Regions from separate parts of the Homo sapiens genome. Here region 1 is linked to region 2. Evidence: read pairs that join two places in POLR2A ChIA-PET (ENCODE). Cell type or tissue: A673. All regions are shown on one strand. Each heading gives the region's core, and the rest is flanking DNA. Links, peaks and the distances in the headings are about the cores only.

What was found. Peaks named below come from ENCODE experiments on the same cell type or tissue, not always from the same donor. Only the 100,000 strongest peaks of a DNase experiment are listed, where the experiment ranks them.
Region 1: POLR2A ChIA-PET joins it to region 2 with 5 read pairs; 4 of 35 experiments call an interaction of 5 or more read pairs at or near these places.

The regions. Positions count from the first base shown.
Region 1 is chr13:59,859,495-59,866,050 of GRCh38, forward strand. It overlaps DIAPH3 (diaphanous related formin 3), which reads right to left. Exons shown (of 28, transcript NM_001042517.2): 22 at 1,913-2,042. Among named protein-coding and RNA genes, the nearest start is that of DIAPH3-AS1, 150 kb to the right of the region's middle. In A673, for the core only: no CTCF peak of the experiment used is centred there; no DNase peak of the experiment used is centred there; H3K27ac peaks cover 427 bases.
Region 2 is chr13:59,945,189-59,953,400 of GRCh38, forward strand. The region is part of intron 17 of DIAPH3 (diaphanous related formin 3); the gene reads right to left. Among named protein-coding and RNA genes, the nearest start is that of DIAPH3-AS1, 63 kb to the right of the region's middle. In A673, for the core only: no CTCF peak of the experiment used is centred there; a DNase peak (open chromatin) is centred at 3,683; H3K27ac peaks cover 2,500 bases.

The DNA of each region.
Region 1 (6,556 bases), core at 2,230-4,729, 86 kb before region 2:
ACAGCAAAACCTGCTAAACAATAAATTCTACAATAAAAAATACATCTACTCAACCATGTTTTTCCCCAGGAAAAAAACTCCCGGTGTATTTCAAGGCACTTTGTACCTACCATGTTTTCATCCACTACTCCGTTATCTATCAAACTGATTAATGTCCATCAAGAATACTCATTTCCAATTTTTTTTTATCCCATTTGGTCAAAAAATCCAAAATATCAGAATTCTCTCTTTAGGAGAGTTGATTTCCCTGAGGTAAAAGTTATTTTGAATATCACTGAGTGATTCTGAATGTTTACAACCCATTCAGTTCAATGCCCTTTTGCCCTATCTCAGGTGATTTAACACAAGAAAATAATTTCAATTATTTTCCCTTCTTGAATCCTATTAAAACATCTATAACTATATATATGGGAAGATTCTTCTTATAGCAAGGACATTTTCAGGTTGCAGAGGGGTAAAGTGAGTAATTCAATAATTCATTGGAACACTAGGATTTATTAGTGAAAATTTAAGTAAAAGGCTTATTTTTTGTCTTACAAATCAAGACAGGCCATATGAAATATTTACTTCAAGGAAACATACATCTCAGAACAAAGTTTCAAAGAACATCTCATCCAATCACATGCTTCTTTGTCAATAAAGTTCTATAATCCTCATTTTATAGAAGAAGAACAATTTAAAGGGAGCAGGAAAAGATAAAATTAATTTTTTTTAAAGAAGAAATATTCACTCTAATATGGAAAACAATAAAATATCCTTCAAGTTGATGAATTCCAATATTAAAAAGAAAATAAAGAGGTTATAAAGACAATTTCATATTACTAATGACTAGTAGTCAACAAAAAAAGAATACAGATATTCCAGCATTCCAGATGAGTTGTTTTCCAAAATGTATTCATAAATTGGTTGTTTGACACCAAGTAAAGTTGAAAGAATCAATGTGAAATATAAATGAAAATTGAGGCCGGGCGCGGTGGCTCATGCCTGTAATCCCAGCACTTTGGGAGGCTGAGGCAGGCGGATCAGGAGGTCAGGAGATCGAGACTATCCTGGCTAACATGGTGAAACCCCGTCTCTACTAAAAATATAATAAATTATCCAGGCATGGAGGCGGGTGCCTGTAGTCCCAGCTACTCAGGAGGCTGAGGCAGGAGAATGGCATGAACCTGGGAGGCGGAGCTTGCAGTGAGCCAAGATCACGCCACTGCACTCCAGCCTGGGCAACAGAGCGAGACTCCATCTCAAAAAAAGGAAAAAAAAGAAAAAGAAAAAGAAAATTGAATTATTAAGGTAGTCAAAAAATTATATTTAAATCATATTATAACCAAGTATTAATAATAGCTCTATCCGTTCTATGACCCTTTATGACCTGATCTAAGCCCACAATTGAGACTAGAATCAGGTTAGAAATTTGGGCATTAGGAAAGAGTGAAATGAAACTCTGGCAGTATGGTGTCTTCTATAACAAAAAAAGAGAGCACCAACAAGTTGGGCAGAGATAGATTTGGTACTCAGGTAAGTAGGGAGGGACACTGATTGCTGGTTCTGGTATCAGGTATGTAATAGGCTATCAGTGCCTATGAATGACATTGAATCAAGAGAGCATCACCCTGGCCAAAAAGTGCAGGAGATTTAGCAGTAGAAGGTAGGGCTAGCAGGTATCTACAAGGTTTAAACTGTAAAACAAAGTATTTTATAATATAAGGCCTCATCATCTAACTAAACAAATTAAACTCATAGCTCCAATCATGACAACTCATAATATCCTACAACTCTCTTTATTTTTAAAATGAGATATTGGGTATGAAAACACTGTGAGAAAGTGGAAAGTACATACAAATAAAAGGTATAATTTTCAGTCTTTTAGCACTGAAGATCAGAGCCATGAAATGTTTCTTAAAAAGGCACAAACCTTTACTAGCTTTGTCTAAAGGTTCCAAATCATCCACAAAATTCAGTATATCAGGGTACTTCTCTTCACATATTTCTACCAGGAAATGAAGTAGCGTTGTTTTCTGATCTGCTGATTTTGTGTCCTTTAGCTAAATAGAACAGGAGGGAGAAAAAACACAGAGTCATAAGTATGTTGATATTCTGTCTACTTAAATAATATTAATACTGTATTTTGTAGATAAGGACTAAAAGTTGTAAAATTAGTTGATTTCGTTTTTGAAAAACAAATATTTAAATACTCGAAAAACTACTTTTGACTTGCTGCTTGGTGAAAATCATTATTTGTCGCAAAAAAGGAATAAGTTTAATCGAGCATGCAATGTTTTATAGAAAAAAATATGGAAAATGCCTAGGAAAACAGAGTAACCTATGAGTCTATTTAATAGTAGTATTTAAACATCCTTGGCATTCATCCATTTATCACTTGGCACATATCCATAGAATGCCTACTAGCTACTGTAGTAGTTGGAGACCTAACAACAAATAAAACATAGACTTTCCTCAAGAAGCTGTTTAGTTAAAAAATATACGTATTTGCCTTGGTGTGACAAATAGTATAGTAAAAATAATCACAACTTTCATTTAGGAGGACATGACAATGGAACTGAGACTTCAAAGACAGGAAGTTGTATGGGCTTAGGGAAAAGAAAGAAAAAATACAAAAGTGCATTAACACAGGCTCATGGAGCAGCATTTACAAGGGCTATAGATGAGGAAGGATATGACACCTCTGAGGCAGCTGAGTGACTCCAGAATTAAAGTGTATCTGTATTAGGGAAGGCATGTAGGGACATGGCAAAGATATAAATCTGAAAAGACCAAAAAATAAAAGGAAAGATAATGGCATGCAATGGAAGTAGGATTTTGATTTTGAAGCAATATAAGTTTTCCAACTAGATGAGAGATGATCAGATATACATTTTAGAAAGCTCCCTCCAGTGAGTGTGGCTAAAAAGATTAGGGCAAGAGTACTAAGAGAAGCATGAAGAGTGAGTTAAAAACCCATGGCAATAATCAGGCAGGGAAAGAGGGCAGTCTGAATGGAGGTTGTGCCTGGGAAATGGGGACAATGAGACCATGTGGGTGTGGAAACCCAGGTGATGCTGTTAACTACCATGTCAGAAATGATGAGAAACAGATTTGTGTGAGGTGGCCAAAGAAGAAAATTGTTTTGGACAAGGTAAATTTGAAGCTTTTCAGTAGTACCCAGGTGGAAATGTCTTGAAAGAATATACATTTATCTATCTATGTATAGAACAGTGCTTTCATTATTTTTTTTCATGATTGCCCCCTAAGAAGTTTTTAGGCATTTTTTTCCTAACTGCACCTATAAAATTTTAAAATCACAAAGGTGATGCATTTATGTTTATATACTGTATGCATATCTGTGTTTTACACCTAAAAACTGGTTAAACAAGTAAGACATTTTTGCTCTCCAAGAACCAACTTTTTATCCCTGAAAGATACCTATTGAAAATACATGGTTAAACCTCAGAGGAATAAACTGGGGCACCAACTTGTGACCCCTTTCCTCCCAAAGCTAATTAGTTGATCAAATTAACATAAACAGGTATGTAGAATGAATGAAAAGAGGTTACGGGCTTGAGACGACCAGGGTGGACCAATCCTAATCTGAAATGGCCAAGGAGTGCAATCACAGGGAGAGGTAGTTAAGCTAAAACTTCAACAATGATAAAAGTTAGCTTGGGTTTTGTGTAGTGTTGGGATAGAAAGTATTGGCAAGGAGGAGTGGTATGAACACAGGACTAATAGGTAATCTGGTAGCATTCCCTACCATTAAGTAATCATTTAGAGCAGAGATACAAATAAAGGGTTAAAAAAAAAATCAGTCTTTTCTACCAGAATTTAATTTACAGCTGGAAATTCAAGGCATACCTAATTGGGCACAGTACTACTTACTTGCTTCCTTTCCAAGAATTTCCAACTTTAAAATTGGCTCCTAAATAAATTCCCATAAGTAATATTTTAAAAAATCCAACCTCACTAAATATTCTATCACTATCAGAAAAATACCAAATAACTGTTAAAGTCCAGTAGTGGAAGAATGGGAGATTTCCGTACCATCAGACATATTAACATACTGACTACTTATTGATTCAAAAACTATCATAGAGCCGGGAACAGTGAGCTACCCACCTAGACAGCTTTACTTTCACATCATGACACATGTAATAGGTTCAAATGCTATGCTGACCTACACAACATGCAACTTATACAGTGGTTCCCAGTACTTTAAAAACAGACTGAATATGAACACTTAGTCCATGATTTGGTACCTTGTTTAAAAGAAATACAGATTTCACAACATAGAGCTGAGTGTTTTACAAGAGGATGCCTCAAAAACATGACTCCATTGACTACCTAGACAAATAGTCACTAACATACGTGGATGATTTGGCAATGTTAAAACATGTCCTTGACTAATTAATAGTCTTGAGCACATTACTGGACCTTAGCTTTCACACAGGTAAAATAAGAAAATGAAACAACATAGAAACTCTAAATTCACTTTTTACTCTAAAAATGTTAAGTATACATTATAGTGGAACTAAGAGTTAGTAGACACAGTACAATTTAATTTTTAAAAACTGGAAGAGTGGAGAAATGTAGTAATAATCTCATTTCAGAGTTATTTCTGTGTGTTTGGGTCAGTTGGAATCATTCTATGGGCTTCTGTTTTTACATATAGACTCATGAATGTCAAATACAATCTTTAAGTTTCGTTACAATCCTATAATTTCATTCATACTATCATCTTAAATAGGTAAGGCCAGATTAAAAGCAGCAAACTTTTACAAACAGTTTTCTCTTTGCACAGCCACCAAAAGTTAACATGAAAGTTGTATTCTGTTTTGTTAAAAAGCACCCTAGTAGCAAAGATCCTTTATCTCACCCACCCTCATTTACAGCAATGACTACTTGGGGAACACTGTTCCTACTCTGAATTCTCGGCAACCCATTTTTACTAGTCTACACCCTTGTAGACTGTTTGGAACGTTAAGACAATCACCATCTACCTTCACAATTTGTAAAGCCTAGAAAGAGTATTCCAATAGTATCTGTGATATAGCTAAACAGCCAGCAACTGCTAGGATTAACGTATCAAGAAATCTCAATGACGGAAGAACAACCAACTGGATTGCTCTTGGTCTTTATTTGTAAGCAATGAGAATTCAGAATTTAGAATCATGGAAAACAATGTAGTTTGTAGCAACTTAGTTTAATAAATGTTAAATACTCAAGTCAAACACAGATTCGAGTTATTCAGAGACCATTATAAAGCTAAACACTGATTTAGGAGGAGGGTGCTACCATGGGTTGTCTTGTTGAAAACATCAACTGAGTAGCAAGCAGCATAATGGGAACAATCTAGTATTAAAAAGTACACTCACTGAATAGTAAAGGGAAGCACAATATTCCTATCATTTCAAAATGGGTATTTAACAATTGAAAGACACCACTCAAACTTTCATGTAAATAAATTTGAAACTAAGCCTAATAAATAAGAGGTTCAGAAAAGAAGCATGTTGTTGATCATGCATGGTGTCTCATTTATAAACTACTATGCAGCTCTAAACTCCAGGGCAGAGATTCTTCATTTATGCTCTAACATTCTCTAGAAAAATTTCACAATGCTGCCAAGATACTCTTCCTGCCTCAACTACTCTATTCTCTCCCTCCCCTCTCTCTAACCATCTTTTAAAAAGTCTTCCAAAAGCATCAAAGCATAAAATGTATTAGGTCCTTATCCATTTGCTCAATATTTTTTTCATTTCATTAATGAAAATTACCAACTAAAAAGGCACATTCTACTCCTACTCATATCATACTCACTCATATCATAATCAGTTTCTGAGCTAGAACAAGTAAAGCTTGGAATACAGTGTTAATTTTGTTGAAGATGAGTAACAACTTATGTAAACTTTGTAACGCTAAATCTTGGAAAGAAAATAAAATATTTGCTTTAAAAATATCTTCAGGTTAAAAGTATGCTTTATTTAAACTTTAACAGTCAGTGCTTGACAGGATTTCTTTTGTATTACTGTCAAGAGATTTATCTTACTGATGAGTAATCATCACCGTTAAACAGAATTTCCTATTTATGTATTGTTTCTTTAAGGTACATTTAACGTGGCATAAATGTCAAATAAACAAAAGATGGATGGAGTTTCTCCAACCACTCTGTTCATTCCAGACAAAATAATGTTAAAAGTGGATCCTGTAATAAATCATGGCCTAGTTGTCAGTCTGCAGTAAAACTCCCTTGCAGTTACAGTGCAAGGTTTGGGGATATTTTTGAGGTATTCAGCACAAATCTGGATGACATTTAAAGAATATTCCATTTATTTAGTCACATGGTAATAATTTAAATTTAAACCCTAAAATAAAAACTAAGCATCTTCGTGATCTTCAGAAGTCAAGGAACTGGAATCCCTTCCTGTTTGAAATAATGAAACTTACATCTTAAGAATATTATCACATTAATAACTCTACTCCGCATCATTATGTTCCTATAATCTAGGTATGTATCAAAGCAGCATTGAATATTTAGATGTTTAGATGCTGTGGACATTAGTGAACA
Region 2 (8,212 bases), core at 2,161-4,660:
TCTGATGGATCCTAGATCACAGATTCTTTCCAATCTGAGGACCTTCCATGACTATCCTCTCTAAACACACCCCTCATCATACCTTGCTCATTTACTTTCATAGCACATTCAAAAACTACAGTCATTTTTGTTGGCCTATTTATTTTCTGTCTTCTCCATTAGATTATATACTATAGGAAAGCAAGAAGTTATCTGCTCAGCACTGTATCCCAGGAGCTAGGACAGTACCTTTCATGGGAGAGGCATCCAATGTTATTTGCTGCTTGGCTGAATAACTGTTCAGCTGGCTGCATGATTTGCCATGATGGACCCAGTAACCAAAACGAGAGCCCTGCTTACTGATAGCAGATAGCTGCAATCCTAGGCATAGTACTAAGTAGCAGCTAGCCTTGAGGGAATATGACTTGTATATCCAATTTCACTTGCTGACAGAAAAAAAAAAAAAGCCACACTAGCACTAAGACTTAAGCACTTAATACAATAGGAATCACAGAGCTCTGAGAAGAAATAGTCCTTAAGCACAAAGCTGCTGGGCTAGGAAATAGGGAGGCCCTCTTCCACAGAGGAATATTGACATGAGAACCAGGGTCAAGAGGTACAGGTGAGTATTTCTGTCCTGTTTCCTTCATGACTCAAGGTTAATTTACAAGTATTTTCCATAACAATTATAATTTTACCAAAAAAAGATTAAAAATCTATGAATTAAAATTTAAATGAAAGCTTCACATATTAAAAATATGCTTACGAAGAAAAAATGAAGACGAACACTCTGGCTTATTACTGAAAGCTTATACATTAAGTAGGCAGTGAGTTACAGAGAGCTGTCTCCATAGTGGACATAAAAAATAAGAAAATATTTCTCAATGATCAACAAATAACCCAAATATGTCAAATGATATCTCTACTGGCAACACTTTTATGGCTTCCATACTTAGCGCTCAGATTTTTTTCATCTATTAAATGAGAAAATGATAGCTATGATCTAGTAACTTTACAATCCTATGATGATTGAACAATCTTCCACTTTTTTGTACTTCTGTTACATGTTGCAAAGCATTGTGTTCCTATTATATTGTCCTTTCAGCTAAAATGGTTAAGTAAAAACAAATATTTGCACAACATTTTACAGTTTACAAAGCACAGAATCCAGTTTGGATACAATGCACCAAGTTCAAGATTATTAATGATGGGGAAAGTGATGAGAGAAAAAAACCTCCCGAACACTACCTGATACCATTCTTTACATTGTTCATTTCTTCCAAAAAAAGAGAAGTATTTGAAGTTTATGCTCAATAGATAGCATATGAAACACAATGTTCACAACAATAAATTTTAAAAGTTCCTAAAGAGTATATAGACAGCTAATTTGAAGTAGCACACAAATAAACAAATGCTAAAAAAGCACTTGAGTCATTTAAAATACATGCAAACACACAAAGAGAAACAAACATGTTGCTGATGAGTACTGGCCCATGCTTACCTACTTAGACAGCTATTGTGTACAATATTTTAATTCAATCATACTTAAAATTGCAAAGTTATTCTTCTAAAAATGTAAGTACATAACGGATATGTTATTTTTTTTAACTATACCACCACTGCCAGGCACAACTTTAAAATAAAATGTAATACAAAAATGAGAACATTTGAAAATCTGGTACGATAAGGGAAAAAAACTCTTAAGATAAAATGGATGCTGAAGTGTTGAGTTGCACCCAGGGGTCAACAACATTGTGTCTATTATTCAGCTGAAACACAGAATTTGCCTTTAGATACCATTTTAATGTTAAATCAAGAACTGTCAATCAGCACCATTTGTTTGTAATCCCTCATCAGAACCCATTGCCTCAGTCTGAACATTCATAGGAAAGAATGCAGAGGGCATATCTGCAACCACTTAACCTTCATCAACCAACATTCATGCATGCTCATTAACATTTTTTTCATCCCACTTTCGAGCATGACACAGCTCATACCGGAATAATAACTCGCTGATAATTGTTCTAGACAACAGCTGGACAGGCAGAGTGCAGAGGTGAACATTCTCATAGATTATGGGGTACTGTAATGCATTACAATTAGTAAAAGAGTCACATGTTCGTGTTGAATAGCTTTCAACAGAAGTGAAGGAAATGTCATTATCACAAACAGCAATCTCCTCTAACTTTAACTCTGCATGGTCCACCGCCTGATTCTCTTAACGCTTTCCTATTTTGAAATAAACCAATGAAAAACATTGACCCTGTTACTGTACTATTTCATGAAAAGAAGTAATATTTTTGATGTGTTACAATCAGACACGATCTAAATTTGTGATTTAATTTAAAGACAGAAAAGCAGGAGGAGGGAGAGGAGGAGGAAGAGAAGAGTTTCACATCTTACTAATAACAATTGTTTTGAGCATGATGGTGTACACCTGTAGACCCAGCTACTCAGGAGGCTGAGGTGGGAGGATCATCACTTGAGCCCCGGATGCGGAGGATGCAGTGAACTGAGATCATGCCACTGCACTCCAGCCTGGGCAACAGAGCAAGACTCTGTATTTAAAAAAAAAAAACAAACAAACCACAATCGTTTTGCATGAAGTCCCATAAAATCATTATTTATTATTTTTGCTTTAAACTGTCAATTCAGAAAAATAAATTAATATCACTGAAGAAATCTGGAATATCAATAAAAAAGGAGTCCTACATAGGGAAGGGAATTTAGAATCCAGTCCAACATCCTATTCATAACAGCTTTGATAGCTACTTCTTTGCCATAATGCAATAAAAATAAAATGGAATTAATATGATAATGATAATACTAGTTGCCATTTTTAGAGTAATGTGAGTCAGGTATCATACCAGGCACTCAACAGACACAGTCTCTTAATAATCCTAAAAGTAGTATTAACTCTCTTTTTCAGATGAGAAAATTAAAGCTAATCTGAAAGAGACTGAAAATTCATCCCAAGTCAAAACATTATGGAGACAGGATTCCAACCAGGTAGTCTGATTCCAAAGCCGATGCTTTTCACCTGGCTTCATGGTTAATTTCCACATTAGAATCTTGTTTATTTTCCATTATTTCATCCCAATTCCTTGGCTGTACAATTCTTTGACTCTGTAGAATTAGACCTATTTCTAGAAGGTCTTTATTCCAAGACATAGCATTTATACTTCCACATTTTCTACTCTCCTTGTGTCCAAGAAACCTGCTCTTAACACTCAGATAATCTCTAGTCCCTGTACGTCTACCTAGTTTCCATTACACTTAGTTTTTGTTGTTGTTGTTTTTAGAGATGGGGTCTCACTTGGTCACCAAGGCTGAAGTGCAGTGGTGTGATCATAGCTTACTGCAGCTTCAAAACTCCTGGCCTCAAGTGATCTTCCTGCCTTGGCCTCCCATGTAGCTAGAGCTACAGGCATGGGTTTATCAGGCCCAGTGTGTTTTTTCGTATATATGTTGGGTGTTTGTTTTTGTTTTTGCTATATTGCCCAAGCTGGTCTTAAACTCCTGGTCTCAAGCAATCCTCCCACCTTGGCCTCCCAAAGCACTGGGGTTGTAGGTGTGAGCTACCTCACCAGCCCATGCTTTAGATTTTCTAATCAAACTTCTTAATGTGGTTCTTTCTACACCCTTTCTCTGCCTTGCTTGACATAAAAAGAAAGAAGGAAGGAAGGAAGGAAGGAAGGAAGGAAGGAAGGAAGGAAGGAAGGAAGGAAGGAAGGAAGGAAACTTCAACAAATTTCATTTAAAGATCTAATTTAAAGATCTTATACATGATTCATTAATCAGGTAGCATCTCATCTAAAAATGTAGAAAAGTGCCACAATAAACTGAGCAGAGATGGTTGATTTTATAGCTAGAGAAGGGGTAAAGAAAGCAGGAAGAAGGAACAAAAAACAGACTGGTCATTTTTGAGTTACTTTCTTTATAGGGTTAAAACAGGGGACTTCCTTATCATATAGGCTCAGGTAAAATAGGCCCCTTCTGATTGGCTGCTGCGAATCTCCTATTTTTCAGAAAACTGGCACATGTTAAAGTTCAATTTGATTAAATGGCACCTAGCACAAGTGACTCCATTCTGGTTTGATCTGGCATGTTAAGGCCAAGTGCAACAGCTTAGTAAAAGACAATGGCCTCCCATGAATTTTGTTTAGCAACATTTAGTCACAAATATCTGGGAGAGGGGAATCAAGAAACCTAATAGATATAACAGTCTATATCTCTAGTCCTACTTGTGATTGGTGCTCCTTGTTGAAGGAAATCACATCACCTGCAATGGGATCTACTATAATTTAATAATATAATCTGAAATAAAACCTCAGTAATATAACCAGGGTCAGCAAACTATAGCCCCATGGGCCAAGACCAGTTTGCTACCTGTTTTAATAAATGAAGTATAAGAGGAACACATATATGACCATTAGTTTATATAGAGTCTGTGGCTGCTTTCACACTGCAATAGCACAGCTGAGTAGCTGTGACAGAGACCATATGACCTACAAAAACAAAAATATTTACTATTCAGTCTTGTATAGAAAAATGTGGCCAACTTATAATCTGTAGTGGAGATCCATAACAGTATCTTGAGTCAAGCAGATAACAATAAAACCTATTTATCTTTAGCCTAAAATCTACAGACACCAGCTTGATTCACTCTATAATCCTAAATCATCCCATGCTCTGCTTTCTTCCCAAAATCTACCAGCTAATGATTGTCTAAACCTCGTGGATCACACTTCCTCAAAGAGCTTTTATAGCTAATGTACTCCCATGGAAGTAACCTAGATTCATAAATTCATCACCAATGCCCTTGGTAATAAAAGTAGTCTCTTAATTGACATTCCAGTTTCTGGACTTTACCTACTGCAACACAGAGCTGTGTGATACTAAGGTGTCATGCTAAAACATAGATTATAATATGTTATGTCTCCATTTAAAACTTTGTGACAATATAATATTTTAATTTATTTATAAACGTGACAGAAGAAAATATAAATGCCTAGATTTTGCATATAAACCTCCCTAATGTAAACACAACTCTTTCTAGGTTCATCTTCCAGTGACATTGTCCCATATATATCTTCTCATTCTCAAACACAGAGCAGTATATTTCACTGCTGATCTTTAGCTCCCAAGCCTACGTGTTTCCCCAAACACCCCAGCAGCACATGTTTCAGTGCCTTTGTTCACACTCTTGACTTCCTCTCCTTATTTGTACGTTCACTCATCCATCCAACAAGCTTATTAAGCAATGATAAACATCAGACACTGCCCTGAGTAAAAGGAGTAGAGTAGGCAGAAGACATAGTTCCTAACCACTCACACAACTAAGAATTTTAGTAGAATTACAAACCAGAGCTATGAATGAAAAATAAAGGGCACTGTGGGGTTGAATCACAAAACCTATGCCAATCTGAGAAGTCATAGAAATCATTTCCCAAAGGAGATGACACATAAGCCAAGAAATGAAGTATATGAGGTGGGCAAAGTGAAGCTATCTCCTTCATGATACTTTTCTAATTATCCCAATTAAAATCAACAGGTTTTTAAATATACTTAATAGCTGTGATATAATGACTAAATGTAATACTATACGATCAGTCAAGATATGAAGGCTATTTAATAGCATGAGAAATATGTGGAAATAACTATATATATATATTGTTATTTACTCTAGCAGTATAAACACTGCTAGAAAACAAAAGTTTTGAAAAGCTTAAAGGAAATTTAAATTCTACGATGAAATTGAATAGTGTAGTGGAGTTTAGGGTGGTATTTTTTTCTTTCATCAATTTTCTAAATTTTCTGTAACATAATTATTCTATAATGAATAAATTATGGCAGCTTAGGTAAACAAGCTTTATATAATCTTAATGAAATACATAAGTAATGTTTTATGTGTACTTAACTATTAAGACACTGATGAGGTTTGGTTGCATCCCCAACCAAATCTCCTATTGTAGTTCCCATAATCCTCATATGTTGTGGTTGGGACCCAGTGGGAGGTAACTGAATCATGGGGGCAGTTACCCTCATGCTGTTCTTGTGATAGTGAGTGAATTCTCACAAGGTCTGATGGTTTTATAAAAGGCATTTTCCCCACTTCGCTCAGCACTTCTTCCTGACATCATGTGAAGGACGTGTTTGCTTCCCCTTCTGCTATGATTGTAAGTTTCCTGAGACCTCCCAGGCCATGCTGAACTGTGAGTCAATTAAACCACTTTCCTTTGTAAATTACCCTGTCTCAGGTATGTCTTTATTAGCAGCGTGAGAATGAACTAATACAGACATACATAATACTGTATACTGTATTACCTATAACACATATATCTTTCATGTAAAATTGCAAGCTTCTCAGTCATATTTATGAATCTTCTGCCATCATTCACTCAATAAACTTCATAATTAAATACTATTTTGATCTTCATATTTCCCTACTTAAAGACTTTATTAGTTTCTATAATAGGCATTAATATACTTGATTTTCTGTTATGTCCCATCAAACTTTTATAAAAGCATCACTTTCAGTAAAATTTTGAGGTTTTTAAAGCTTAAAATCAACACCTATAAAAAATTAAAAATAACAAGTGTGGGCAAGGATGTGGAGAAATTACAACTCTTATACATTGCTAATAGGAATGTAAAATGATTCAGCTACTGTGGAAACAGCTTAGCAGTTCCTCAAATAGCTAAACATAGAATTACCAAATAATACAGCAATTCCAATCCAAAGTATTTATCCAAAAGAATTGAAAACAGGTATTCAAATACATGTACACCAATGTTCACAGCAACACTATCCACAATAGCCAAAAGGCAGAATCACCCTAAATATCCACCAGTGAATGAATGGATAAATCATGGTATAAAACTACAATGGAATATTATTCAACCATTAAAAGAAACATAGCACTGACACATGCTACAATGCATACTCAAAAATATTATGTAAAGTGAAAGCCAGATACGGTAAGTCACATATTGTGTGATTCCACTGATATGAAACATCCAGAACACATAAATTTATAGGCAGAAAACAGATTGGTGATTGCCAGGGGCTAGGGGAAGTGAATAATGGGGAGAGACTGCTTAAGGGGTCCAGGGTTTTACTTTGGAATGATGAAAATGTTTTAGAACTAGATAGAGGCCGTACTAAAAGCCACAATTATTCATAGTTAATTTTATGTGATATTAAGTTTTATCACAATTTAACAAAAATCAACACCAAACAAAGGAGCAATTTTCAGGAAAAATACCTACAAAATGTGTTAGAGTATGTTTGCTATTAATTGCTCCTGGTTTGTAGACACCAATCAGGGTGCATCCAACAACAACACAGAATTTACCTATAATTTTTACTTTCCTCCTTCTTACTTTTTGCTGCTAAAACAGAAGGAAAAAAAAGGTGAATCATTTTAGCATCTAGGTCCTGAACCTATTCCACTCCCAACCACCTTCATTATTCTCTGAATTTTTTTAACCTAATTTACAAGAGTCTGCTATTCACTCAGAGCTAAAGTCATCAGAGGCAGAGTTAATTGGAATCTAGATCATTTAAATATTTCTACTCCCCTTCCAAAATTTCCATTTGCTTAAAATGAAAAAAGACAGTTTGCTTGAGGAGGCTGAAATTATTGCATTTCTGCTTTAAAGAAATGAAAAAGCATTCATTTATCCAGCAAACATTCAATGCCCATATGTGCCAAGCATTCTTCTAGGTGCTTGTGATACATCAGTAAATGAAACAAAGAGCTCTTTAGTAAAGGAGCTTAAATTCCAGTGGGAGTAGGGAGAGAATAAGACAACATACCGAATATATAAGTAGCTAACAGTATGTTAGAAGGAGATAAATGACATGAAAACTACAACACAGTAGAGAAAATGGGGATGGCGTGAGGACAAAGGAAAACATGGCAGGATTAATTTGGGAGTTGAGCATGGGAACCTCATTGAGAAAGCGACATTTGAGTTAAGACTTGAAGGTGGTAAGGGGCTCATGGAGCACATATCTGGAGCATGAATGTTCCTGGCAGGGAAAAGCCCATGGCAGGAGTATACCTGGCATATCTGGGGTACATCATGAAGGTTGCCCAGTATGGTAGAAGTGAAAGAATTGAAAGAGAGGTAATAGGAAATGAAGTTGGCAAGCCAAGGAGTGGGAGAATAAAATGTTTCCAGAAGCTTCAGCATTTTCCAGATACTGAGAAAAAAGGGCTCAACT